Linked DNA regions of Homo sapiens: region 1 is linked to region 2. Evidence: chromatin loops called from intact Hi-C (ENCODE). Cell type or tissue: B cell. All regions are shown on one strand. Links, peaks and the distances in the headings refer to the core of each region. The heading gives the core; the rest is flanking DNA.

What was found. Peaks named below come from ENCODE experiments on the same cell type or tissue, not always from the same donor. Only the 100,000 strongest peaks of a DNase experiment are listed, where the experiment ranks them.
Region 1: a loop joins it to region 2, with 11 times the contacts of the local background. A loop is called at or near these places in 4 of 110 quality-filtered maps.

What each region holds. Positions count from the first base shown.
Region 1 is chr15:89,970,024-89,972,934 of GRCh38, forward strand. No RefSeq gene overlaps it. Among named protein-coding and RNA genes, the nearest start is that of ZNF710, 30 kb to the right of the region's middle. In B cell, for the core only: no CTCF peak of the experiment used is centred there; a DNase peak (open chromatin) is centred at 1,708.
Region 2 is chr15:90,070,045-90,072,955 of GRCh38, forward strand. The region is part of intron 2 of ZNF710 (zinc finger protein 710); the gene reads left to right. Among named protein-coding and RNA genes, the nearest start is that of ZNF710-AS1, 11 kb to the right of the region's middle. In B cell, for the core only: a CTCF peak has its summit at 1,391 (motif pointing left); a DNase peak (open chromatin) is centred at 1,387.

The sequences.
Region 1 (2,911 bases), core at 260-2,759, 100 kb before region 2:
ATCCCAGCACTTTGGGAGGTCGAGACGAGTGGATCACCTGAGGTCAGGAGTTTGAGACCAGTCTGGCCAATCTTTGTGAAACCCCACCTCTACTAAAAATAGAAAAATTAGCCGGGTGTGGTGGCGGGCTCTTGTAATCCCAGCTACTCGGAGGGCTGAGGCAGGAGAATCATTTGAACCCAGGAGGCGGAGGTTGCAGTGAGCCAAGATTGCGCCACTGCACTCCAGGCTGGGTGACAGAGCGAGACTCTGTCTCAAAACAAAACAAAACAACAACAACAACAACAAACTCTTACAACTCAGTGACAGAAAAGCAAGTAACTCGATTTGCCAAAGCACTTGAACAGACATTTCCTCAAGAAAGACATAAAAATGGCCAACAGGTATATAAAAAGGTGCTTACATCACTAATCATCCAGCAAGTGAAAATCAAAACCTCTATGAGAGGCCGGGCGTGGTGGCTCACACCTGTAATCCCAGCACTTTGGGAGGCCAAGGCAGATGTATCACCTGAGGTCAGGAGTTCGAGACCAGCGTGGCCAACATGGCGAAACCCCGTCTCTACTAAAAATACAAAAATTAGTCAGGCATGATGGTGGGTGCCTGTAATCCCAGCTACTCAGGAGGCTGAGGCAGGAGAATCACTTGAACCCGGGAGGTAAAGGTTGCAGTGAGCCGACACCATGCCATTGCATTCCAGCCTGGGTGACAGGAGAGAAACTCCGTCTGCAAAAAAAAAAAAAAATTGTTTAGATGGTAAATTTTACATTAAAAATGATTACAATGGTAAAAAAGTAATAAAAGCATTGTTACCACTAAAATAATGTTTAACCAAGCAAAAAAAAAAAAAAAAAGACATTAAAAAAAAACCCCAGGTGATTCCGAAGTGCCCCAGGTTTGGAAACACAGTTACATGATGATCCTGGATGACTTCCAAGAAGAAGAGGAGCTTTGAGCTGAGCTGTAAAGGGCAGAAACGTTTTGGCTGGGAGAAGGGAAGGGGGAAGTTACAAAGGAAGGAATGAGTTCAGTAGCAGCAGCGACATCACAAACATTTAACATACTATAAGTGCCTATTATATGCCAGGCGTGTGGTTCACATGTGTTCTCTTGTTTAAGCCACACGACGGTAACTCTAGGAGGTGGGCACTACTGGTGCCATTTTATGGAATAGAAACTGGGTGGCAGTTTGGGGCAGCCAGAGAGGGAGACCAGCCTGCCTATGTAGAGACGATGCAGATTGGAACAGAGAAGGCAAATTACCAAAGGCCTTGACACCAGTCAGAAAAGTCCACCTGATACCATGGACATGGGGTCGTTACAGGTTCTTGAGTAAAAGAGTGGTGCGATTTGAGAGGTGTTTTCAGCAAGTGAATCTAGCAGCAGTGTGCAGGAAAGTTCTGGCTGAACCCATGTGCCCTACACCAGAGTGGAAGCCCAATCCTTGCAAAATGGGCAACAAACAGATGTGCAAGTTGGGAATCAAAGGAAATTCACTCCTGAAGCAGGTGCCCCATTCTCCCTCTCCCCCACCTGACCCCAACACGCCCAGGTCTGTCCTCTGAGTGGCTCACACCCTGAAGAAGCAGGTCTTCTGGTGCCTGCCCTGCTCTGGCTGAGCAAAACCAGGTGGGACAGAGCTGTGTTCTGCAATTTGGAGGCTGGGACTGTAGGGGCATGGTTGACGTGTCTTGTCCCTGTGAGCGCTCTCTGCTGGAGGATCCCGGCCTGGCAGGAGTCTGCAGGCTCTGGGCACTGGGCCCAGACGGCTTTCATTTTTTATTAGTGATGGGGTGTCTTTCAGACTCCTGGAGATATTAATTACAGCCTGTTGTATAACAAGCTATGGTTTCACAGAGGACAGAGCTCACTGTCTCAAAGGCCTCTGGTCCCTGAGTTATTGGACTTCAACAGGAATTTCTAAAAAAAATTGACTTCCCCTTTTTTTTGAGACAGGGTCTCCCTCTGTTGCCCAGGCTGGAGTGCAGTGGCATGATCTGAGCTCACTGCACCCTCTGCCTCCCGGGTTCAAGAAATTCTCATGCCTCAGCCTCCTGAGAGTACCTGGGATTACAGGCATGTGCCATCACACCCAGCTAAATTGTATATTTTTAGTAGAGACGGGGTTTCACCATGTTGGCTAGGCTGGTCTCGAACTCCTGGCATTGAGTGATCCACCCACCTCGGCCTAAAAACGGATTCTCAAGGATGCTGGGTTCCTTCCTTCTTCTGAGGCTCAGCAGAAGCCGTCAGTCCCCAAGCTTCCTCAGGAGGGCCCATGGGGCAGAACCCTGCAGTTCCTGTGGGTTATGCTGGAAGCTGTTTCTTAAGAATGAAGAATTCAGGCAAGTGTGGTGGCTCATGCCTGTAATCCTAACACTTTGGGAGGCTGTGGCAGGAGGAGGGCTTGAGCCCAGGAGTTTGAGATCAGTCTGGACAACATAGGAAGACCCCATTGCTACAAAAAAAAAAAAGTTAAAATAAAAAAGAATGGAGAATTCTGGAAATCAGATCTAGAAGCTGGACACAGATGGCCCTAACAGGGCAGTAGATTCCTGTTCCAATAAAGAAAGGTAGTGATGTCTAATGTTACAGAATTGTTCAAAGAAGGGCCTCAGTCTCGTACCAGGAATATCAGAATGGGTTTATGCATTGAACTGTGGGGTTTACAAACTTCTTTCAGGGGCAAATCCCTGGAACTCTGCCCACTGGGCCTTCCTGACACTGAGGCAGCTCTGCTGAGCCCAGGATTCCTGGGGCCACACCGCAAGCCCTGCCTAATGTCCTTTCCAACCTAGAGAACCCATACTCTGCCATTCTAAGCCAATTAAATATTATTAAATGAAGATAAGTCATTTGAAAATCAGACACTCCCTTAGTGGATCAAATGTTCATTTCTGAATGAACCCAG
Region 2 (2,911 bases), core at 107-2,606:
CTCCAGGTCAAACTTGTGACCCTGTCTCTCACGGTAGACACTATAGGGAGTTGGGGAGCTGTTAATACCCTGCCAGGCCTAGAAACCAGCAATTTGTAGGTTTCATTGCAGAGGCTCCTGCAGTCAACTGCTAGTAGCTGCCTAAAATGTAATGTCAAGAAAGAGTCTAGCCAGGCATGGTGCTGCACACCTGTAGTCCCAGTTACTCAGGAGGCTGAGGTGGGAAGTTTGCTTGAACCCAGGAGTTTGAGGCTATGATTGCTCCTATTAATAGCCACTGCACTCTAGCCTGGGCAACATAGCAAGACATTTTTTTTTTTTTAAGAAAAAAAAAAAGGAAGAATTCTGGGCTGGATGCAATGGCTAACAGTAATCCCAACACTTTGGGAGGCTGAGGCAGGAGAATCACTTGAGCCCAGGAGTTTGAGACCAGCCTGGCTAACATAGTGAAACCCTGGCTCTACTAAAAATATTTTTTAAAAATAGCTGAGTGTGGTGGTGTGCACCTGTAGTCCCAGCTTGAACCCAGGAGGCAGAGATTCCAGTGAGCCGAGATCACACCACTGTGCTCCAGCCCAGGTGACAGAGCAAGACTCTATCTCAAAAAAAAGAAAAAAATCAAAAAATTAGCCAGGCATGGTGGCACACACCTGTGGTCCAGCTACACATGAGACTGAAGCAGGAGGATTGCTTGAGCCCAGGAGGTCAAGGCTGCAGTGAGCTGTGATTGCGCCACTGCACTCCAGTCTGGGCAACAGAGCAAGACTCTGTCTCCAAAAAGAGAAAAGGATTCTGAAACTGAATCTAGGCTTGGCAATAAAACCCTATGATGGATTGTTAATGTCTGCAAGGAGTGATTGTGCAGGGTGACAGCATATATGCTATATATTTGCCATCTTTCTCCTCTACTGGGGGACTTAAAAATCCCAAGTCCAGGGCCTGGCACAGTGGCTCACGCCTGTAATCCCAGCACTTTAGGAGGCCGAGGCGGGCAGATCACAAGGTCAGGAGTTCGAGGCCAACCTGGCCAACATGGTGAAGCCCCGTCTCTACTAAAAATACAAAAATTAGTTGGGCGTGGTGGTGGGCGCCTGTAGTCCCAGCTACTCGGGAGGCTGAGGCAGGAGAATTGCTTGAACCCGGGAGGCAGAGGTTGCAGTGAGCCAAGACCGTGCCGCTGTACTCTAGCCTGGGCAACAAAAGCAAGACTCTGTCTTAAAAAAAAAAAAAAAATCCCAAGTCCACAGAGTGTTAATACTGTGAAGAAAAGCTGAAAGCAAAAACCAAAGGCTAATAAAACTGGAAATGTCCCTATTATCAGCCTAAATTTGTACAATGTGCACATCATGTGTTTATAAAAGAAACTCCTGAATGGCAGGGCCCCCTGGTGGTCATACACATCTGCGATGTGTCAGGAGGGGGTATACAGCACAAGACACAGTCCCTGCTGCTAAGAGACATAGACACGGGAACCATTAAGTTATAATACAAAGTTTTTATACCAAACAAGCAGTTAAGACAGCAGCTGTGACCACAGACACATGTCCCACTGGGTTCCTACTAAATTACTAACTCATCAAAAAGAAAACAGCTCCCAACTTAAAAAAAATTTCTTTTATTTATTTATTTTTACTCTTTTTTTTTTTTTTTTTGAGACGGAGGCTTACTCTGTCACCCAAGCTGGAGTGCAGTGGTGTGATCTCAGCTCACTGCAACCTCCGCCTCCTGGGTTTAAGCAATTCTACTGCCTCAGCCTCCTGAGTAGCTGGGATTACAGGCGCATACCACGCTCAGCTAATTATTGTATTTTTAGTAGAGATAGGGTTTCACCATGTTGGCCAGCCTGGTCTCGAACTCCTGACCTTGTGATCTGCCCACCTTAGCCTCCCAAAGTGCTGGGATTACAGGCATGAGCCACCGTGCCCGGCCTTTTTCAAATTTTAGAGATAGGGTCTTGCTATGTTGTCCACACTAGTCTTGAGTTCCTGGCCTCAGGTGATCCTCTTGCCTCAGCCTCCCAAAATGCTGGGATTACAGGTGTGAGCCACCGTGCCCAGCCCAGCTCCCAGCTTTTATCCTAATTTTCCTCCATGGATAATAAATTGGACCCCTTTGCACACAACACCCTGTCCTGCTCTGGGAGTGACCTCCAAACCGTAGAAAAGAAAGTTCACAGTCCAAACCAGTGGGTTTTCTCCTGGAATCCATGTCTCCTGGGGGTGAATAGCCCAAAGTCCATCAATGATAAGAATCATCTGGGGGCCCTGTTGAGAATAAAAATTCCTGGGCCCATCCCAGGCCCCATGAATTAGACCCTCCAGGGAGCGGCCTGCAAGGCTGTATGTTGGATGAGAACTACAGGTGGCTGTTATCACCAGGGAAATTAGGAAAACACTTTCAAGAGATGAGTGGATAGGCTCTGGGAGTTTGAGACCCTTCGAAATTCTACATAGACCTAAGTGCCATTTTTGGGGGGGTGTCCATAGCTTCAATCATATTATCAAAAGGGTCTGAACCAAAAAGGCCACCAAGAGACAGCATGGAGGATAAAAACACATACACGTGTCCTTGATCTGATGAAATAGTCCACAGACAGCGGGCAGACCCTGTGTCTTCTTGGCGACAGACCCCTGCCGCCTAGTGTGGTACTGGCTTGGAGCAGGTGCCCGGTAAATGGTTGTTGAATGAATGAATGAATGAGCACACATTTGCCTTAGTGCACTAGTACAGACCTTATGTACACATCCACCCTGGGGGCAGGAGACAGCAGGTATCTGGATCGTTACAGTAAAGCACAGCCTATTTCTATTACTGAAAGGCTTCCTGGAGTAAGTGGCTCTGCCCCCACATTCTTCGGTGGTTTTAAACAAGTGTTACCTATTTTGGAATACCCTCAAAAAGAGACATTTCC